2 separate regions of the Mus musculus genome follow, and region 2 is linked to region 1. Evidence: chromatin loops called from intact Hi-C (ENCODE). Cell type or tissue: left cerebral cortex. All regions are shown on one strand. Links, peaks and the distances in the headings refer to the core of each region. The heading gives the core; the rest is flanking DNA.

Evidence for each region. Hi-C counts contacts between places; a loop is a spot of excess contacts. Peaks named below come from ENCODE experiments on the same cell type or tissue, not always from the same donor. Only the 100,000 strongest peaks of a DNase experiment are listed, where the experiment ranks them.
Region 2: it touches region 1 in a loop (27-fold over the local background); 22 of 42 quality-filtered maps call a loop at or near these places.

The regions. Positions count from the first base shown.
Region 1 is chr6:70,299,387-70,310,980 of GRCm38, forward strand. It overlaps Igk. Among named protein-coding and RNA genes, the nearest start is that of Gm46962, 84 kb to the left of the region's middle. In left cerebral cortex, for the core only: no CTCF peak of the experiment used is centred there; a DNase peak (open chromatin) is centred at 1,974.
Region 2 is chr6:70,110,722-70,122,315 of GRCm38, forward strand. It overlaps Igk and Igkv8-30. Among named protein-coding and RNA genes, the nearest start is that of Gm46962, 100 kb to the right of the region's middle. In left cerebral cortex, for the core only: no CTCF peak of the experiment used is centred there; DNase peaks (open chromatin) are centred at 4,817, 6,356 and 6,925.

The DNA.
Region 1 (11,594 bases), core at 1,148-9,147:
TTCTAGGCCAGTCTATTTTATGGAGGGACACAAACTGTTAACATGTGTACCATTAGTCAAAAGTCACAACACACTTCATGGTACTTTTTATTCAAAGAAAAGTATTTATCCAATACTAGCACTTTAACATTAACTCAAGAATATGAATGAAAATTAAATATGCTTTTAGTCAAAAGACATTTAACTTTTATTTTACATTAAATAAATAATTTTACACATCTACTTCTCAAGTATAAATTGTTAAACTATTTCTGATATGCATATTAGGAATTCCTCCCTAAATTGCTAAAACATGATTACATGATAGACAACAGTATGGTGGTCACTTGATAGTTTTTGTCCATTTTCCCCTCTCACCACTGGGACCCCATCTAGTTTAGACCTGTGCTGGACCTGTATATACTGCCACATCTCTGTGAGTTCATATGTGCATCAGTCCTGTTGCATCTGTAAAACACTGCTTCCTGATGTCATCCATCATCTCTGGCTCTCAAAGTCTTTCTGCCACCTTATCCACATAGATCCTGAGCTCTCTGAGGAGGGCTTTGATGAAGCTACTTCATTTAGGACTGCATGCACCAAGATCTCTCACTCTTTCCACTTTCTCTACTTTTAAGTCTCTATATTTGTTCCCATTTACGGCGGGAAGAAGCTTCTCTGATGATGGCTGAGCAAAATGTGACCTATGGTTATAACAGAATGTAATTGGAAGCCATTTCATTGTGGTCCTTTAGCAGAACTATTGGTTTCCTCAAGGAGCATGGCCTTTCTAGTCTCATCTTCTTGGCCACATGAGCAGAGTCTGTCGTGGGTTCCATATCATGTAGTGGACCTTAATTCCAGTTAGAAAGAAGTTCTTTACTGCCAAAAACATTCCAAATTACAGGATTTATAATTGGGTTGGTAATTACCTCTCACCTCTGATAGAATGCAGGATGTTTTTCAGCACTATGAACACTAGTCAGTAGGCTTGGAGGCTCTAGTTAGGCATCAGTACAACTTCTCAATGTGGTGAGGCAAGAGGAAAGTAAGAGAGAGAATACAGGGAGAGATACCTAGCATTAAGGGTCATTTGAAGGCCCATATAGAACCTACTTCAGTAGATGTTGATTAACATATATGCATATATGAAAGTAATCTAAATGGAAACAAATAACAAAGGAGGAAAAACCTCAGCTAGACATCTCTCGCCACCAAATGAAACCTCCAGTGCCATCAATGGGTTACATATGAGTTGTTGGGCAGAGAGTACCCATGGGAATCCCCATACAACTCTGGCTATTGGTTGCTCTTTACTAATTGATAGTAAATCCCTATTGCTGAAGAGACTTACATCTTGTTTCTGGTTATTTCAGACTGAGGGGGAATGATGACCTTTACAATGAACACACACACACACAAACACACACACACATACAATCACACCAACTTGGTCTTCTGGTGCTGTCTTAAGCTGGAAGGAATCTATGTACCTTGTATTTCCCACAGATCTCAAACATTCACCACTTAGTTCTTTAGATTGCTTCAGGCAATGTGGATTTTATTTCTATTGTTCTTCCTCCAAATATAAGTAATATTTATGTCACTTGGCTCACTCCATGGGTTTCCTACTTTTTTAATGGATATTTTATTTATTTACATTTAAAGTGTTATCCCCATTCTAGGTTTCCTCTTTGGAAACCCTCTATCCCATCCCTCCTCCCCCTGCTTCTATGGGGGTACCTTTGTCTAGCTTTTTAATCCACTAGTAGATTTGTATATTGTTCCCTGAGTATCCCTTGCAAGTGTGAACTAAAACTTCAGCTGCAACCTTGCTCTAACTTGTCTGGAAACCTTACTTAAGTTTCTCAAAATGAGGCTCCATACTCAGCTCCTAGGACTGCTGATGCACTAGAATACTGGCAAGGATAGAGAAAGGAAACTAGGTTCATGGTAATGCATGGTGAGTCATGGGACAATGATGCTGCATTGTGCATTCAGTCCAAATATGAGAGCCAACACAGGGCCTGTGGCATTTAAATCTGTGATCTTGAAAGAGAGGTGACAAGAAAGACCTGTGCTGTGATAAAGATTATCACATAGGCTACTATGAACATAGTGGAGCATGTGTTCTTATTACCAGTTGGAACATCTTGTGGGTATATGCTCAGGAAAGGTATTGCTGGATCCTCCTGTAGTACTATGTCCAATTTTCTGAGGAGCCTCCAGACTGATTTCCACAGTGGTTGTACAAGCTTGCAATCCCACCAGCAATGGAGGAGTGTTCCTATTTCTCCACATCCTCGCCAGCATCTGCTGTCATCTGAGTTTTTTGATCTTAGCCATATTGACTGGTGTGACGTGGAATCTCAGGGTTGTTTTGATTTGCATTTCCCTCATGATTAAGGATGTTGAAGCCTGGCAGTGGTGGTGCACACCTTTAATCCCAGCACTTGGGAGGCAGAGGTAGGCAGATTTCTGAGTTAGAGGCCAGCCTGGTCTACAGAGTGAGTTCCACGACAGCCAGGGCTACACAGAGAAACCCTGACTCAAAAAACACAAAACAAAAACAAAACAAAACAACACAAAAAGGATGTTGAACATTTTTTTCAGGTGCTTCTCAGCCATTCAGTATTCCTCAGTTGAGAATTCTTTGTTTAGCTCTGTACTCAATTTTTAATAGGGTTGGTTATTTGATTTTCTGGAATTCAGCTTCTTGAGTTCTTTGTACATATTGTACATAAATATCTGATTTAGGATTGGTAAAAATCCTTTCCCAATCTTTTGGTTGGTGGCCTTTTTGTCTTATTGACAGTGTCTTTTGCTTTACAGAAGCTTTACAATTTTATGAGATCCCATTTGTCAATTCTTGATCTTACAATGCAAGCCATTGCTGTTATGTTTAGGAATTTTTCCCCTGTGCCCATATCTTAGAGGCTTTCCCTCACTTTCTCCTCTATAAGTTTTAGGGTGTCTGGTTTTATGAGGAGTTCCTTGATTCACTTAGACTTGAGCTTTGTACAAGGAGATAAGAATGGATCAATTTGCATTCTTCTACATGATAACCACCAGTTGTGCCAGTACAATTTGTTGAAAATGCTGTCTTTTTTCCACTGATTGGTTTTAGCTCCCTTGTCAAAGATCAAGTGACCATAGGTGTGTGGGTTCATTTCTGGGTCTTCAATTGTATTCCATTGATCTACCTGCCTGTCGCTGTACCAGTACCATGCAGTTTTTATCACAATTGATCTGTAGTACAGCTTGAGGTCAGGCATGGTGATTCCCCCAGAGGTTGTTTTATTGTTTAGAATAGTTTTTGTTATCCCAAGCTGGAAAGAACCCAGATGTCCCTCAACAGAGGAATGGATACAGAAAATGTGATACATTTACACAATGGTATACTACTCAGCTATTAAAAGCAATGAATTTATGAAATTCTTAGGCAAATCGATGGATTCAGAGGATATCATCCTGAATGAAATAAGCCAATCACAAAAGAACTTACATGATATGCGCTCACTGATAAGTGGATATTAGCCCAGAAACTTAGAATACCCAAGATACAATTTGCAAAACACAAGAAAATCAAGAAGAAAGAAGACCAAAGTGTGGATACTTCGTCCCTCCTTAGAATGGGGAACAAAATACCCATGGGAGGAGTTACAGAGACAAAGTTTGGAGCTGAGATGAAAGGATGGACCATCCAGAGACTGACCCACCTGGATATCCATCCCATAATCAGCCACCAAACCCAGACACTATTGCAAATGCCAGCAAGATTTTGCTGAAAGGACCCTGATACAGCTGTCTCTTGTGGGGCTATGCCAGTGCCTGGCAAACACAGAAGTGGATGCTCACAGTCAGCTATTGGATGGAACACAGGGCCCCCAATGGAGGAGCTAGAGAAAGTACCCAAGAAGCTGAGGGGTCTGCAATCCTATAGGTGGTACAACAATATGAACTAACCAGTACCCCCAGAGCTCGTGTCTCTAGCTACATATGTATCAGAAGATGGCCTAGTTGGCCATAATTGGGAAGAGAGGCCCCTTGGTCTTGCAAACTTTATATGCTCCAGTACAGGGGAACACCAGGGCCAAGAAGTGGGAGTGGGTAGGTAGGGGAGCAGGGCAGCGGGAGGGTATAGGGGACTTTCAGGATAGCATTTGAATGTAAGTGAAGAAAATATCTAATAAAAAATTGAAAAAAAAAAGATTGTCACATAGAAGGAGAGGAATGACATGAGAAAATCCTAGAACAGTGATCCTCCAACTTTCTAGTATGGGCATATCTGAATGTGTGCTGACATGCATTAGGACAAACAGAAGAGCACAGTCCAGTTCCCAAGGCCAGTGGTTTTCAACCTCCTTAATGCTGCAACCTGCTAATACAGTTCCTGTGTCAGAGTCCAGCCTTAGCACAGGATCAGTGTTCTCAACTGGAATCAGCCATATCTGGAAGTCGCATAATAAACACACAGAGACAACTTTTTGGTACAAGATGACAGGTAATTTTTCAAGGATTAAAATTACCCTCCCTTCCTCCCTCCCTCCCTCCCTCCCTCCCTCCCTCCCTCCCTTCCTCCCCTCCCCCACTTTGAGGTTGCAGTCATTTTTGCTCCCTCCTCAGGCTGGAGGTTGTGCTCTCTTGTTCCCTCTATTTCTCTCCCTAACACACTCACTCTGTGTGTTCTTCTCACACACACAGCCCACACACTTTCTCTCATCACAGTCTCTCACTACATATCACATGCATTTTCCTTTCACTCACAAACACACTCTCCATAACACTCCTCACATACTCTCTAGTCACTCTCCACTCCTCTCCACATACACCTCACATTCTCTCTTCACTCACTCCACACTCTCTCCACACTCATACCTCACGTTCTTTCTTCATTCACTCCCTCACCTTTAACTTGTCCCAGTCTTTTATTGATACTCCAAAAGCAAGTATAAAAAAAGACATTGTATAATCATTACCAAATGAAATTCAAAAGAATAACCACACCCCACAAAGAATCAAGAATTAACAGTTATTCCCCACAGTTTCAAGCTGACCCTATTCCCAGGACTGTGACAATAATAATAATAATAATAATAATAATAATAATAATAATAATTGCAAACTTATTATTAGTTAAACCTTAACTTTTTATTTACTATACTTCAGAGCTCGAAGCTCCAAGGTCAGCTACTTGCATTTTCTTGTGAAGCTCCAATGATAAATGACATGGGTAAAGCTGTCAGGTGGTGGCCAGAAAGAATCAAGTTAACCTTAACTCAGCAGTTCTGCTAGCTTTCTGCTTCCATACATTGCACACAGTGACTCTCTTAAGAGTCCCACTGTTTTGACTTAGTTTTATTAATATATCAGCACCATTGTCTGCATTTAGTGTCTGCAGATGGGATGGATCCTTAGTTGTGGAAGTTTTTGGATGACCTTTCTTTTAGTCTCTGCTCCACTCTTTGTCCCTACATTTCCTTTTGACAGGAGCAATTCTGGATTAATATTTTTGAGACAGGTAGGTGGCCCCATCCCTCAACCAGGGTCTATGCCTATCAACTAGATATGTTCTCTACGGGTTCTCTCTCCATTTTGTTGGGTATTTCAGCTAATGTCATCCCTGTTGGGTCCTGGGAACTTCTTGAGTCCCTGGAAACTGGGCCTTTCTAGTGGCTACCCCCCAGTTCCCCATCCCCCACTGCCACTCACCTTTCAATTTCCTGACCCTCTCAACTTCTCCCAAGACCATAGGTTTCTAAGTAGTATTCTCATCTAAACTTCACTTGGGGAAATCTCCCTCTGGTCCTTCATTTCCATATTACATCCCTCAAGTACCTGAAGCTTTCTGTCTCCACTAGACAGAAAAGGATATTTTCTACTCCCATTTATCCTATATGGTACTATTTGTTGTGGATAGCCCTGGGGCTGATTATATTTGATGTTAATTCCACTCTCCTGTGAGTGGCTTTGAACAAGGAATGAGTCAGCACTCAGGTGATTTCCTGAAAACCTAGTTCCCACCTCAATTTGTAAAATAAAGGAGAGCTGATGATTGGGCAGATAAAAGGGAAGGTGGAGTGGAAGGTTGGGGAGAGAGAGAAAGGAGAAAATGGAAGAGGGAGAGGATGTAGAGGAGGAGGAATAAAAAGAAAAGCAGAGCAGAAGAAGCACATGGCCTGGAGAAACCGCAAGATATAAGGGGTCTCATAAGCTGTTAAAGACGGTAGTGTAGAGGTAGATCTGCCCAATCTAGGCACACAACATGTAATCATATTAACTGTGTTGTGTTTTCATTGCTGGGGCATATTTGGGAGGTGATATACCGCAACAACTGTTTTTCTTCCTAAAATTAAACTTTCATGAATAGAACATTTCTAGTTTCCTAGATGCTACATGTATTCCACGATAAGGACACTAAAATGAAGTTTTGCTGCTAGTACACTCAGGTCATGAGAACTTATGGGTTTTGTAGTTGGGACCTCGGTGACAGACATCATTCAGCCCCCAGCACTCATCTTTCATTTCATCCATTCATTATAAAATTTCATAATTTCATTTTACATCGTGGCTGAGTAACATTACATTGTGCATTTAAGTTAGAAATTGTTGATTTGATATGCATCTAGTTTGATGAAATTTCCTACTTATTGTCAATAGAGTAACAATAAACATAGATGTGCAAGTGTCCCTGTTAGATGATATGAAGTACTTTGGTTGTATACACAAGAGTGGTAAAGCTGGGCCATGTGGTAGATCTGTTTCTGGTCCTTTGACAAATATCCAGATTGATAACCAAAGTGGCTGCACTAGATTTCTTTTTGACCAACCCCTGTATAAGAACTGCACTTCCTCTAAGTCCACTCTGAGATTTATATTCCTCTATATCCCTGTTGATGTCCATTCTGACTGCAGTAAGATAGACTCTAAAGTAGATTTCATTTGAATTTCCACCATAGCAAGGGGATAATCTGTGGTATTCTGTACAAATGTTCTTTCTATAACTGTGAAAGTAGTATATATTGTCTAAGAATACAAAAGTAGAACAGTCTCTGAGAGAGAAAAGACTTCAATATCTTACTCCACACTGAACCCTAATGATACAGCCTTGACTAGTTACCAAGAAGTATGAACTGGGGTAATAATTGCATGATGGTTATGGTAGTGAACAACCAGTTTCTGACTGACAGTTGAGAACTGAACCATGGAAGTAATTTTATACCCATTAGAGTAAATCTGGTCAAAAACTCATTAATTTAGAAACTGTGGGCTCTAGGGAGGAAACTACTGTGTAATTATAAATGGTCATATAGTCAAATTACTTCTAAATAACTATGTCCATACATATAAATTTGCTTTGCTATGAACTTTGGTCTTTATAATTCATGTTGGATATTCTTATTCTCCAATTCTACCTTTCTTCCAATCATGAATCCACTTGCCCTTTTAGGATTATGGTTTGTTTCTGCATTGTCATTGAAAAGATTCCCAGTTAAGGTATTTGGTTCCCAGCTTATGGATTAAACTTTGAAAATGAATCAATCATGAAAACATTGACTTAATTACTGAATTCATCCATTGATTATTCTTTATTAAATGGCATTTTGGAAGAGATGCTGGAAAGTAAGAGGTTTGTGCTACTTGAGGATCAAGGGGGTGCTTCTAAAGACTGGGTCATGTCCCTGGCTTCTTTCTACCTTACTCTGCTTCTCAGCTGGCATGAGGAGAGCAGCTTTCCCCCCAGAGTTCCTTCTTCTAAGATATTCAATCTCATTTATGTTCACAGTAAGTATACCAACATACCTTGGCCTGAAACAGAAACTATGAGCTAAAATAAATCTTTGACTTTACGTTGCTTTTCTCGGATGTGTTGTCACATTAAAGAAAACACTAAATACATCACTTCAAGATTTTCCTTGGGAAATACCCAGAATAGCTATTTTCCTAGGCACAGACACATCATGCAAGTTTGGGCACACTGATTCCTATGCAAAAGCTTTAAGATATTTATAGATCCTCCAGCAATATTATGTAATCTATAAGGCAGTTTTCCCCTGATATATCTCCAAAATATGAACTCAATAACTTTCTTAATGAGAATACTGATTGGATTAGTTAGCATATTGTTTACAGAGAAGCACAAATTATTACCCTCTAAAAACATTAAATTCTATTAATTAATATCCAATGTAAAGATTGGTAGCTTGCATATATCCAACATTAGAGTACAGAGAGGCTTTTCAGTCTTCACAGTTGGAAAGCATATAAGAAGACTTTAGAGGGAAAATTAGCCCCAGAAATAGGGGCAAAAAAAAAAATCACATTTTCTTTTATGTATGCATTCTAAATATGTTGTGTGTTAAGTTTGTGTGTGTCCTGGAAGACAATAATTTAATCTTGGAATCTAAAAGGCTTTAATGTATGTACATGCATATGTATATGTGGGTACATCTCTGTATGCGTGCGTAGATATGAATGAGTCTGTATTTGTATACATCGATAGGTGTGGTGTGTGTGTATGTATTTATTTATACATGTACATAAAAGTATAAGACAGACTAGGGTTAAAAAGATAATAGTAAGAAAGCAGAGAAAAAATCGGGACAGTGGATGATGTAGTTAAAATATAAGACATACTTGAAAGACATTACTTTTATGAAATTTGTATATAATGCATATATGTTAGTAAATAAATTTAAGAGACTACAAGACTGCTCAGAGGGCAAAGACAATTGCGAAAACACCTGACATCAGAACTGAATTTGATCCCAAGAACAAACATGACAAAAAGAAAAACCCCCCTTCCGCTCCACTCGAGCCCCAGGGTACCTTGCCAGCGGAGTCGCCCGACAACCGCAAGGGCCCACACAGGATTCCCCACGGGATCCTAAGACCTCTGGTGAGTGGAACACAGTGTCTGCCCCAATCCAATGGCGCAGAACCTGAGACTGCAGTAAATAGGGAAGCAGACTACCCGGGCCTGACCTAGGGCACAAGTCCCTCCAACTCCACTCGAGCACCGGGTACCTTGCCAGCAGAGTCGCCTGACACCCGCAAGGACCCACACAGGATTCCACATGGGATCCTAAGACCTCTAGCGAGTGGAACACAACTTCTGCCAGGAGGCCGGTTCGAACACCAAATATCTGGGTACCTTCCCTGCAAGAAGAGAGCTTACCTGCAGAGAATACTCTGCCCACTGAAACTAAGGAGAGAGCTACCCTCCCAGGTCTGCTTATAGAGGCTAACAGAGTCACCTGAAGAACAAGCTCTTAACAGTGACAACTATAACAGCTAGCTTCAGAAATTACCAGATGGCGAAAGGCAAACGTAAGAATCCTACTAACAGAAATCAAGACCACTCACCATCGTCAGAACACAGCACTCCCACCCCACCTAGTCCTGGGCACCCCAACTCAACCCAAAATCTAGACCCAGATTTAAAAACATTTCTCATGATGATGATAGAGGATATCAAGAAGGACTTTCATAAGTCACTTAAAGAATTACAGGAGAGCACTGCTAAAGAGTTACAGGCCCTTAAAGAAAAGCAGGAAAACACAACCAAACAGGTAGAAGTCCTTAAAGAAAAACAGGAAAACACATCCAAACAGGTGATGGAAATGAACAAAACCATACTAGAACTAAAAGGGGAAGTTGACACAATAAAGAAAACCCAAAGCGAGGCAACGTTAGAGATAGAAACCCTAGGAAAGAGATCTGGAACCATAGATGGGAGCATCAGCAACAGAATACAAGAAATGGAAGAGAGAATCTCAGGAGCAGAAGATTCCATAGAGAACATCGACAAACAGTCAAAGAATATACAAAATGCAAAAGGATCCTAACTCAAAACATCCAGGAAATCCAGGACACAATGAGAAGACCAAACCTACGGATAATAGGAATTGATGAGAATGAAGATTTTCAACTTAAAGGGCCAGCTAATATCTTCAACAAAATAATAGAAGAAAACTTCCCAAACATAAAGAAAGAAATGCCCATGACCATACAAGAAGCCTACAGAACTCCAAATTGACTGGACCAGAAAAGAAATTCCTCCCGACACATAATAATCAGAACAACAAATGCACTAAATAAAGATAGAATATTAAAAGCAGTAAGGGAGAAAGGTCAAGTAACATATAAAGGAAGGACTATCATAATTACACCAGACTTTTCACCAGAGACTATGAAAGCCAGAAGAGCCTGGACAAATGTTCTACAGACACTAAGAGAACACATATGCCAGCCCAGGCTACTATACCCGGCCAAACTCTCAATTACCATAGATGGAAAAACCAAAGTATTCCACGACAAAAACAAATTCACACAATATCTTTCCACGAATCCAGCCCTTCAAAGGATAATAACAGAAAAGAAGCAATACAAGGACGGAAATCACGCCCTAGAACAAGCAAGAAAGTAATCCCTCAACAAACCAAAAAGAAGACAGCCACAAGAACAGAATGCCAACTCTAACAACAAAAATAAAAAGAAGCAACAATTACTTTTCCTTAATATCTCTTAATATCAATGGACTCAATTCCCCAATAAAAAGACATAGACTAACAGACTGGCTACACAAACAGGACCCAACATTCTGCTGCTTACAGGAAACCCATCTCAGGGAAAAAGACAGACACTACCTCAGAGTGAAAGGCTGGAAAAAAATTTTCCAAGCAAATGGTCTGAAGAAACAAGCTGGAGTGGCCATTCTAATATCAGATAAAATCGACTTCCAACCCAAAGTTATCAAAAAAAAAACAAGGAGGGACACTTCATACTCATCAAAGGTAAAATCCTCCAAGAGGAACTCTCAATTCTGAATATCTACGCACCAAATGCAAGGGCAGCCACATTCATTAAAGACACTTTAGTAAAGCTCAAAGCACACATTGCACCTCACACAATAATAGTGGGAGACTTCAACACACCACTTTCATCAATGGACAGATCGTGGAAACAGAAACTAAACAGGGACACAGTGAAACTAACAGAAGTTATGAAACAAATGGACCTGACAGATATCTACAGAACATTTTATCCTAAAACAAAAGGATATACCTTCTTCTCAGCACCTCAGAGGACCTTCTTCAAAATTGACCATATTGGTCACAAAACAGGCCTCAACAGATACAAAAATATTGAAATTGTCCCATGTATTCTATCAGACCACCATGGCCTAAGACTGATCTTCAATAACAACATGAATAATGGAAAGCCAACATTCACGTGGAAACTGAACAACACTCTTCTCAATGATACCTTGGTCAAGGAAGAAATAAAGAAAGAAATTAAAGACTTTTTAGAGTTTAATGAAAATGAAGCCACAACGTACACAAACCTATGGGGCACAATGAAAGCATTTCTAAGAGGGAAACTCATAGCTCTGAGTGCCTCCAAGAAGAAACGGGAGAGAACACATACTAGCAGCTTGACAACACATCTAAAAGCTCTGGAAAAAAGGAAGCAAATTCACTCAAAAGGAGTAGACGGCAGGAAATAATCAAACTCAGGGGTGAAATCAACCAAGTGGAAACAAGAAGAACTATTCAAAGAATTAACCAAACGAGGAGTTGGTTCTTTGAGAAAATCAACAAGATAGATAAACC
Region 2 (11,594 bases), core at 1,266-9,265, 190 kb before region 1:
AGGAGATAAGAATGGATCAATTCACATTCTTCTACATGATAACAACCAGTTGTGCCAGTACAAGTTGTTGAACATACTGTCTTTTTAACACTGATTGGCTTTAGCTCCCTTGTCAAAGATCACGTGACCATAGGTGTGTGGGTTCATTTCTGGGTCTTCAATTCTATTTCATTGATCTACCTGTCTGTCGCTGTACCATTACCATGCAGTTTTTATCACAATTGATCTGTAGTACAGCTTGAGGTCAGGCAGGGTGATTCCCCTAGAGGTTGTTTTATTGTTGAGAATAGCTTTTGTTATCCCAAGCTGGAAAGAACCCAGATGTCCCTCAACAGAGGAATGGATACAGAAAATGTGGTACATTTACATAATGGTATACTACTCAGCTATTAAAACAATGAATTTATGAAATTCTTAGGCAAATGGATGGATTCGGAGGATATCATCCTGAATGAAATAACCCAATCACAAAAGAACTTACATGATATGCGCTTACTGATAAGTGGATATTAGCCCAGAAACTTAGAATACCCAAGATACAATTTGCAAAACACAAGAAAATCAAGAAGAAAGAAGACCAAAGTGTGGATACTTCGTCCCTCCTTAGAATGGGGAACAAAATACCCATGAGAGGAGTTACAGAGACAAAGTTTGGAGCTGAGATGAAAGGATGGACCATCCAGAGACTGACCCACCTGGATATCCATCCCATAATCAGCCACCAAACCCAGATACTATTGCAAATGCCAGCAAGATTTTGCTGAAAGGACCCTGATACAGCTGTCTCTTGTGAGGCTATGCCAGTGCCTGGCAAACACAGAAGTGGATGCTCACAGTCAGCTATTGGATGGAACACAGGGCCCCCAATGGAGGAGCTAGAGAAAGTACCCAAGAAGCTGAAGGGGTCTGCAACCCTATAGGTGGTACAACAATATGAACTAGCCAGTACCCCCTGAGCTCATGTCTCTAGCTGCATATGTATCAGAAGATGGCCTAGTTGGCCATCATTGGGAAGAGAGGCCCCTTGGTCTTGCAAACTTTATATGCTCCAGTACAGGGGAATACCAGAGCCAAGAAGTGGGAGTGGGTGGGTAGGGGAGCAGGGTGGGGGGAGGGTATAGGGGACTTTCAGGATAGCATTTGAAATGTAAGTGAAGAAAATATCTAATAAAAAATTGAAAAAAAAAAGATTGTCACATAGAAGGAGAGGGATGACATGAGAAAATCCTAGAACAGTGATCCTCCAACTTGCTAGTATGGGCATATCTGAATGTGTGCTGACATGCATTCAGAAAAACAGAAGAGCACAGTCCAGTTACCAAGGCCAGTGGTTTTCAACCTCCTTAATGCTGCAACCTGTTAATACAGTTCCTGTGTCAGAGTCCAGCCTCAGCACAGGATCAGTGTTCTCAACTGGAATCAGCCATATCTGGAAGTTGCATAATAAACACACAGAGACAACTTTTTGGTACAAGCTGACAGATAATTTTTCAAGGATTAAAATTATCCTCCCTTCTTCCCTCCCTCCCTCCCTCCCTTCCTCTCTCCCTCCCTCTCTCCCTTCCCCCCCTCCCCCACCTTGAGGTTGCAATCATTTTTGCTCCCTCTTCAGGCTGGAGGTTGTGCTCTCTTGTTCCCTCTATTTCTCTCCCTAACATACTCACTCTGTGTGTTCTTCTCACACACACAGCCCACACACTTTCTCCCCTCACACTCTCTCACTACATATCACATGCATTTTCCTTTCACTCACAAGCACACTCTCCATAACACTCCTCACATACTCTCTAGTCACTCTCCACTCCTCTCCACATACACCTCACATTCTCTTTTCACTCCACACTCTCTCTACACTCATACTTCACATTCTTTCTTCATTCACTCCCTCACCTTTAACTTGTCCCAGTCTTTTATTGATACTCCAAAAGCAAGTATAAAAAAAGACATTGTATAATCATTACCAAATGAAATTCAAAAGAATAACCACACCCCACAAAGAATCAAGAATTAACAATTATTCCCCACAGTTTCAAGCTTACCCTATTCCCAGGACTGTGACAATAATAATAATAATAATAATAATTGCAAACTTATTATTAGTTAAACTTTAACTTTTGATTTACTATACTTCAGAGCTCAAAGCTCCAAGGTCAGCTACTTGCATTTTCTTGTGAAGCTCCAATGATAAATGACATGGGTAAAGCTGTCAGGTGGTGGCCAGAAAGAATCAAGTTAACCTTAACTCAGCAGTTCTGCTAGCTTTCTGCTTCCATACATTGCACACAGTGACTCTCTTAAGAGTCCCACGGTTTTGACTTAGTTTTATTAATATATCAGCACCATTGTCTGCATTTAGTGTCTGCAGATGGGATGGATCCTTAGTTGTGGAAATTAACCTTTCTTTTAGTCTCTGCTCCACTCTTTGTCCCTACATTTCCTTTTGACAGGAGCAATTCTGGATTAATATTTTTGAGACAGGTAGGTGGCCACATCCCTCAACCAGGGTCTATGCCTATCAACTAGATATGGTCTCTACAGGTTCTCTCTCCATTTTGTTGGGTATTTCAGCTAATGTCATCCCTGTTGGGTCCTGGGAACTTCTTGAGTCCCTGGAAACTGGGCCTTTCTAGTGGCTACCCCCCCCAGTTCCCCATCCCCCACTGCCACTCACCTCAGTTCAATTTCCTGACCCTCTCAACTTCTCCCAAGACCATAGGTTTCTAAGTAGCATTCTCATCTAAACTTCACTTGGGGAAATCTCCCTCTGGTCCTTCATTTCCATATTACATCCCTCTAGTACCTGAAGCTTTCCTTCTCCACTAGACAGAAAAGGATATTTTCTACTCCTATTTATCCTATATGCTACTATTTGTTGTGGATAGCCCTTGGGCTGATTATATTTTATGTTAATTCCACTCTCCTGTGAGTGGCTTTGAACAAGGAATGAGTCAGCACTCAGGTGATTTCCTGAAAACCTAGTTCCCACCTCAATTTGTAAAATAAAGGAGAGCTGATGATTGGGCAGATAAAAGGGAAGGTGGAGTGGAAGGTTGGGGAGAGAGAGGAAGGAGCAAATGGAAGAGGGAGAGGATGTAGAGGAGGAGGAAGAAAAAGAAAAGCAGAGCAGAAGCACATGTTCTGGAGAAACCGCAAGATATAAGGGGTCTCATAAGCTGTGGAAGATGGAAGTGTAGGGGTAGATCTGCCCAATCTAGGCACACAGCATGTAATCATATTAACTGTGTTGTGTTTTCATTGCCGGGGCATATTTGGGAGGAGATATACCGCAGCAACTGTTTTTCTTCCTAAAATTAAACTTTCACAAATAGAACATTTCTAGTTTCCTAGATGCTACATGTATTCCATGATAAGGACACTAAAATGAAGGTTTGCTGCTAGTACACTCAGGTCATGAGAACATATGGGGTTTTGTAGTTGGGACCTCGGTGACAGACATCATTCAGCCCCCAGCACTCGTCTTTCATTTCATCCATTCATTATAAAATTTCATAATTTCATTTTACATAGTGGCTGAGTAACATTACATTGTGCATTTAAGTTAGAAATTGTTGATTTGATATGCATCTAGTTTGATGAAATTTCCTACTTATTGTCAATAGAGTAACAATAAACATAGATGTGCAAGTGTCCCTGTTAGATGATATGAAGTACTTTGGTTGTATACACAAGAGTGGTAAAGCTGGGCCATGTGGTAGATCTGTTTCTGGTCCTTTGACAAATATCCAGATTGATAACCAAAGTGGCTGCACTAGATTTCTTTTTGACCAACCCCTGTATAAGAACTGCACTTCCTCTAAGTCCACTCTGAGATTTATATTCCTCTATATCCCTGTTGATGTCCATTCTGACTGGAGTAAGATAGACACTAAAATAGATTTCATTTGAATTTTCATCATAGCAAGGGGATAAACTGTGGTATTCTGTACAAATGTTCTTTCTATAACTGTGAAAGTAGTATATATTGTCTAAGAATACACAAATAGAACAGTCTCTGAGAGAGAAAAGACTTCAATATCTTACTCCACACTGAACCCTAATGATACAGCCTTGACTAGTTACCAAGAAGTGTGAACTGGGGTAATAATTGCATGATGGTTATGGTAGTGAACAACCAGTTTCTGACTGACAGTTGAGAACTGAACTATGGAAGTAATTTTATACCCATTAGAGTAAATCTGGTCAAAAACTCATTAATTTAGAAACTGTGGGCTCTAGGGAGGAAACTACTGTGTAATTATAAATGGTCATATAGTCAAATTATTTCTAAATAACTATGTCTATACATATAAATTTGCTTTGCTATGAACTTTGGTCTTTATAATTCATGTTGGATATTCTTAATCTCCAATTCTTCCTTTCTTCCAATCATGAATCCGCTTGCCCTTTTAGGATTATGGTTTGTTTCTGCATTGTCATTGAAAAGATTCCCAGTTAAAGTATTTGGTTCCCAGCTTATGGATTCAACTTTTGAAAATGAATTAATGATGATGACATTGACTGAATTACTGAATTCATCCATTGATTATTCATAATTAAATGGCATTTTTGGGGAGATGCTGGGAAGTAAGAGGTCTGTGCTACTTCAGGATCAAGGGGGGTGCTTCTAAAGACTGGGTCATGTCTCTGGCTTCTTCCTAACTTACTCTGCTTCTCAGCTGGCATGAGGAGAGCAGCTTTCCCCCCAGAGTTCCTTCATCTATGATATTCAACCTCATTTATGTTCACAGTAAGGATACCAATATACCTTGGCCTGAAACAGAAACTATGAGCTAAAAATAAATCTTTGACTTTAAGCTGCTTTTCTCAGATGTGTTGTCACATTGAAGAAAACACTAAGTACATCACTCTAAGATTTTCCTTGGGAAATGCCTAGAATAGCTATTTTCCTAGACACAGACACATCGTGCAAGTTTGGACACACTGATTCCTATGCAAAAAGCTTTAAGATATTTGTAGATCCTCCAGCAATATTATGTAGTCTATAAGGCAGTTTTTCCATGATATAACTCCAAAATATGAACTCAATTATTTTCTTAATGAGAATATTGATTGGATTAGTTAGCATATTGTTTACAGAGAAGCACAAATTATTACCCTCTAAAAACATTAAACTCTATTAATTAATATTCAAAAATTGGTAAAAATTGGTAGCTTGCATATTGTAATACAAAATTATATCCAACATTAGAGTACAGAGGCTTTTCAGTCTTCACAGTTGGAAAGCATATAAGAAGACTTTAGAGGGAGAATTGGCCCCAGAAATAGGGGCAATAAATATCACATTTTCTTTTCTCTATGGATCCTAAATATGCTGTGTGTTAAGTTTGTGTGTGTACATGTACAGGCATATGTATATGTGGGTACAACTCTGTATGTGTGCATATATATGAATGAGTCTGTGTGTTTGTATACATCGATAGATGTGGTGTGTGTGTATGTATTTATATATAAATGTACATAAAAGTATAAGACAGACTAGAGTAAAAGAGATAATAGGAAAAAATCAGGGCAGTTGGATGATGTAGTGAAAATATAAGACATACTTGAAAGACATTGCTTTTATGAAATTTGTACATGATGTATGTATATTAGTAAACAAATTTAAGAGACTGCAAGACTGCTCAGATGGCAAAGACAATTGCCAAAAAGCCTGACATCAGAACTTAATTTGATCCCAAGAACAAATATGACAAAAAGAGAAAACCAAGTGCAAGTTGATTTTCCACAAATGTGCCAAGGCAATTGTGCACCTATGCATATACACAAGTACAAAAAGGTAAGAATTTATGAAAAAGTAAAAAAAAAAAAAGAAAAATAGAGAAGTGTACATAGGTAATGAAGCAAGAATGTACTCTAGGAAGTAGACAAGGTAGTCAAAGCAAAAAAAAAAAAAAAAAAAGAAAAAAAAGCATTGTTTCCTAGTGCCTCCAATCTAAAGTGCTGTTTAACAATACTTTGACTTCAGCCCATAGAGTCTCTCATATTGAAAACCAGAACTCCAGCACTATAAAAAGATGAATCGCTCATATTCAAGGAAAAGAGTTTGTGGTAATGTGTTACAGGAAGAACAGAAAGATAATACTGAGTTTCTTTTTTGTATTTTCATACAAAATTTTTTCATACCAAAAAAGAAAAAGAAAGAAAAAACACAAGAGATGGTGAACTAATTACCTTTGCTGGACTCTGAAATTTTTACATGTGTTTCATGCATGCTGGCTTTCATGAAGAAAGAGGAAGTGTTCAGACCAAGGACTGTGTGTTATGCAGGCAGCTGGTGAAATTCTCAAGGAGGTTTGTGTAGGAGGCTGAAGCACTGTGGGAGGATAGCTATAATATTGCTGACAGTAATAAACTGCCAGGTCTTCAGCCTTCACACTGCTGATGGTGAGAGTGAAATCTGTCCCAGATCCACTGCCTGTGAAGCGATCAGGGACCCCAGATTCCCTAGTGGATGCCCAGTAAATCAGCAGTTTAGGAGACTGCCCTGGTTTCTGCTGGTACCAGGCCAAGTAGTTCTTTTGATTGCTACTATATAAAAGGCTCTGACTGGACTTGCAGCTCATAGTAACCTTCTCTCCAACTGACACAGCTAGGGAGGATGGAGACTGTGACATCACAATGTCCCCACAGGTACCTGAAATAAGTAGAAAGTGAACATGAATACATACACAAATAGATTATTATAACAGTTGAAATTTGTCAAAGGTCTTTGTAATGTCATATTGTCAGAGTTATTATGGAAGTAATATTACACACTTGCACATAGTATAAATTTCTTATATAAAAAGGTGTAACTCTGAAATGATAATACTTTTAAATTTCTCACCAGATACCCATAGCAGCAGTAACATAAGAACCTGGGCCTGTGAATCCATCTTGCTTCCCCTGCCTGTCTGATGCTGCTCAGTTCATACTGGTTTATAAATTCTGAGCAGCTGGGTTAGGCTGGAGGGGTCTATGCAAAGCAGCCAGCAAATACAAAAGCAAATGCCTGGGCAGTGTGTGTGAGAGTGGATGGTGTCAATCAACAAAAATGCCATCACAGAGAGCAAGAGGGATCACTGAGAGATATCAGCTTATAGCTCTTCAACAGCAAAGTACTAGGTGCTCTAACAGCAGCATTCAGTTAAAATCAAAGACATTTAAGTCAGTTAACTTTTGAGGAGAGTTACCTCAGATTGACAGTCTTAGGGTGATTATTTTAAAAAAAAAATCACAGAAACAAAAAAAAAAAAACATAGAAGAAAACATGCAATAAAAGATAGTAAGGGTAGAATCTGGGAAAGAGGAAATGCAAAAAATAAAAATTATAAAAAAAAAGGAAATGGGAGCTAAATTTGTTCAGTATCTCCCATCTCCTAAGACACCTATTCTGAAGCCTATGAACAGTGCGTTGGACATTGTGTTTACAGACTAAAAATGGGACTGATATGAAAAGAGAAGCTCAGAATTTATTCTGTGGAAATCCTGGAAGACAATAATTTAATCTTGGGACCTAAAAAGTTTTAATCTCAAGGCAAATATAACCCTAGCATAAACTAATAAGTATTTTCTTCTACTTTGTGGAACTTAAACAGCGCTCTAAAATGGGAGAATGGAAAAAAAATTAAACAATCATAAAATCATGATTGTAGACCAAAATTGAAAGAGTATTTAATTCCAGAAATAAATATTCTAGGGTAATTTAAAAATTAGCAATATTGTAAGTGGGTTATAATGGTCTTGCTGACATAGTAAACAGGTTAAAAAGAGCGCGGGGATCCCCAATGGAGGAGTTGGAGAAGGGACTGAAGGAGCTGAGGGAGTTTGCAGCCACATGGAGGGAGCAACAGTGATAACTGGCCAGACACCCCAGAACTCCTGGGGACTGGACCACCAACCAAAGAATACACATGGAGGGGCCCATGGTGCTGGCTGCATATGTGGCAGAGGATGACCTTGTTGGACATCAGTGGGAGGAGAGATCCTTGGGCCTGAGAATGTTCAATGTCCCAGTGTAAGGAAATGTCAGGGCAGGAAGATGGGAGTGGGTGGGTGGAAGAGCACCCTCATAGAGGCAGGGGGGAAGAAAATGAGATATACATATACATCTAGCTATTAAGGCAATGCTATTGTCCTGATCTCTGAATTGGGCCTCTCCCCCGGAGAAGAAAAGGGGGTCAAAAGTAGGCCATCAGACACACTGCTCAGAGAACAACCACAGATTGTTCCAGCCCTAAGTCAGCACCAGATGTCCTGACCTCAAGATGTACCCTGATACCACCAAGTTCCTGCTTCCCCTTGTAGTCGCCAAAGGAAAAATTTCCGCTGCCCTATCCCTCCTGCTGAGGTGCATTTCCTCTGCCCCAGTCCTCCTGCTGAAAGGCACTTCCCCTTTTTCTTGTGCATTTAAACCTCGGGCCTGGCTAATACATTTGGGGCTTTGATGCATTCCAGAACGGTTTCCGTGTCGTTATTCGCACAAGGCCCTCATCTCTCTCTACCCCCCCCCCCCATTTGATTATTAGGAGGAGGTCCCCTCGAGACCCTCGAATAACTAGACCTGCTGGACGGGTCATATATATATATTCATTGGGGAAAAAAAACTCTCCAGAAGGGGTGCAGCCTTCTTAAATCAAGGAATAAATATGCCAAGACCAATAGATCCCAACATCAAAGATAGGTGCCATCCAAAAGAAAAAAGTTAGGTATAAATGAAAATAATAGAAAAAAGAGAAATCAAATAACCTTCCAAGATTTAGATTTATTGGATTATGAATACATATGTGTATATATGTGTGTGTGTGTGTGTGTGTGTGTGTGTGTGTGTGTGTGTGTGTGAAGCAAGTTATAGAGCCAATGTTATGTAAAAAGTAAAAGAAACAAAAAATAAATATTTTTTTGTCAAGGAATGGATATTCATGTCTATAATCCCAGAAACTGAGAGATAGAAACAGCAGGATCATGAGTTTAAGGCCAGCCTTGGGTGCATAGCAAGTCTAATCTAGGACAGTCTAGTCTATAGAGACGTAAACACTCAAAAATGTGTATTATTAGTCAACTAATTGCAAGGCAGCTCATGGCATTATCTATCCAAAGCAAAGTGTTTATCCAATATTAACATTTAGCATTGAGCCAAGAATATTACTGAAAATCAAATATACATTTAACCACTATGCATTTCACATTTATATGGCATTAAATATATAATTATATATATCTACTTCTCAGGTCTAAAACATTAAATTATCTCTGATAGGCATATTCAGATATCTGTGCTAACACACAATCATATAAGGGAAACAGCAGTATGGTGGTCACATGATATTTTCATGGTTAAAGAGGAAAGCTCATGTCCATTTCCATGTCTGACTCCTGGACCCCTCCTAGCTTTGCCTGTACTGGACTGGTGTCCTGCCACAGTCTCTGAGAGTTCATATGTGCATTAGCCCTGTTGTGTCTAGAGGACAGTGTTTTCTTTATGTCATCCATCATCTCAAAATTTTTTTGCTTCCTCATCTACAGAGATCTCTGAGCTCTCAGGGGAGGAGTTTGATGAAAACAATCCATGTAGGACTGAACTCCAAGATCTCACTCTTTCTACTTTGTCTGTCTGTTAGTCTCTATATTACTTTCCATCCACTGCAGGAAGAAGCTTCTCTAATGATGAAGCAATGCTTTGATCTATGGGTATAACAAAATGTCAACCTAATGATTTCATTTCATTGCTGTATCCCTTCTCAGAACTATAGCATCTGGGTTTCACTTAGACCCATGGCCTATCTAGTTGCATTTTCTTGACCACCTGGCTTGGGTTGCATCTCTTGGAGAGAGCATTAAATTCAATTGAACAGAAGATCACAGGGTTTCTAATTAGGTTACCTTTCTCCTCTGGTAAAATGAGGAATATCTTTCAGTAACATGAACACTAGTCAGTAGGCATGAAGACACTAGTACTGTGTTCAAAGAGGAAGGTAAGAGAGAGAATACAGGAAGATAGGTAGCACTAAGGGCCATTTGAGAGATCATATAGAAACCCATTTCAGTAGATGCTTATATGTATATATGTATATGGGACCCATAAAACTTTGCTGAGATTCAGTTTCTTAGCTATGGTGGTCCTGCACAAGTCAGCATTCAGCAGCACAGTTGCCCAGCAGCCCTGGAACATCTCAGTTTTTCTATTGCTCAGGCAGATCTGCTTACATGTGAATTAGAACTAAGAGCCCTGGATGGTGAAGACACAGAAGACTGTAGCAAAGGATTCAGAAATTTGGAGATATAACTGAGCCTGCCCCTCACAGGATCTCACAGCCTATCTGTCTCCCAGGAGATCTGCCATAAGTAGGAACATGGGTGAGACCCTCACCCCAATACCCATAACATCTAGGACTCCTCAGAGCATAGCATACATGAGATTTATCCCACACTACATGTGCCCCATCATCCTTCCATTCTGCACCTCTACCTGAACCTGTAGCAGATCAGCATGTTGTCCCCCTCCCTCCAGCCTACTTAACTTTAAGGACTTCTACCATGACCAGGAACACAGATCAAAGTGCCTTCTGCTTCTAGACTCCAAAGCCAGCTTGTCTCCCAGGAAATTTACCCTAACCAGGGAAATAGGAGACCCTCTCTCACCAGGGACAGAAGAGGCCTTCCCTAACAAAAGATAGCATTGCCTGCCTCCCAAAAGGCCTTCTCTCACCCAGGTCACACAGCTCTACTTGCATCCAAGGAGGTCTGTTCCAGTCTGAGACACCCAGACCAGTTAACACCAGAGATAACCAGATATTGAAAGGCAAGCACAAGAACATATTCAACAGAAGCTAATATAATTTGACAGCATCAGAACCCAGTTTTCCTACCACAGCAAGCCCTGAATACACTTACAAACCCAAAGAACAAGATTCTGACCTAAAATCCCATATCATGAAGATGAAAGAGGCCTTTAAGGAGGATATAAACAAGTTCCTTAAAGAAATACAGGAAAACTCAGGCAAACAAATAGAAACCCTTAAATTGGAAACACATAAATCCCTTCAAGAAATACAGGAATATACAACCAAATAGGTGCAGGAGTTGAAAAAAAGCAGTCCAAGACCTAAAAATGGAAATAGAAAAAATATAGAAATCACAAATGGAGGAAACCCTGAAGATGGAAAAACCTAAGAAAGAGATCAGGAACTACAGATGCAAATATCACCAACAGGATTCAAGAGATGAAAAAGAAAATCTCAGGCATGAAAGATATCATAGAATATATCAACACAACAGTACAAGAAAATACAAAGGGTAAAAAGTTCCTGACCTAAAAAATTCAGGAAACTTGGGACACAATGAAAAGAATAAACCTAAGAATAATAGGAATAGAAGAAGAAGATGCTCAGTTCAAAGGGCCAGCAAACATCTTCAACAGAATCATGAAAGAAAACGTCCATGTTTTAAAGAAAGAGATGGCCATAAATGTACAAGAAGTCTACAGAACACCAAATAGATTGGACCAGAAAAGAAAATGTCCCACCCTTATAATAACCAAAACACCAAATGTACAGAACAAAGGAAGAATATTGAAAGCTGTAAGGAAAAAAGGC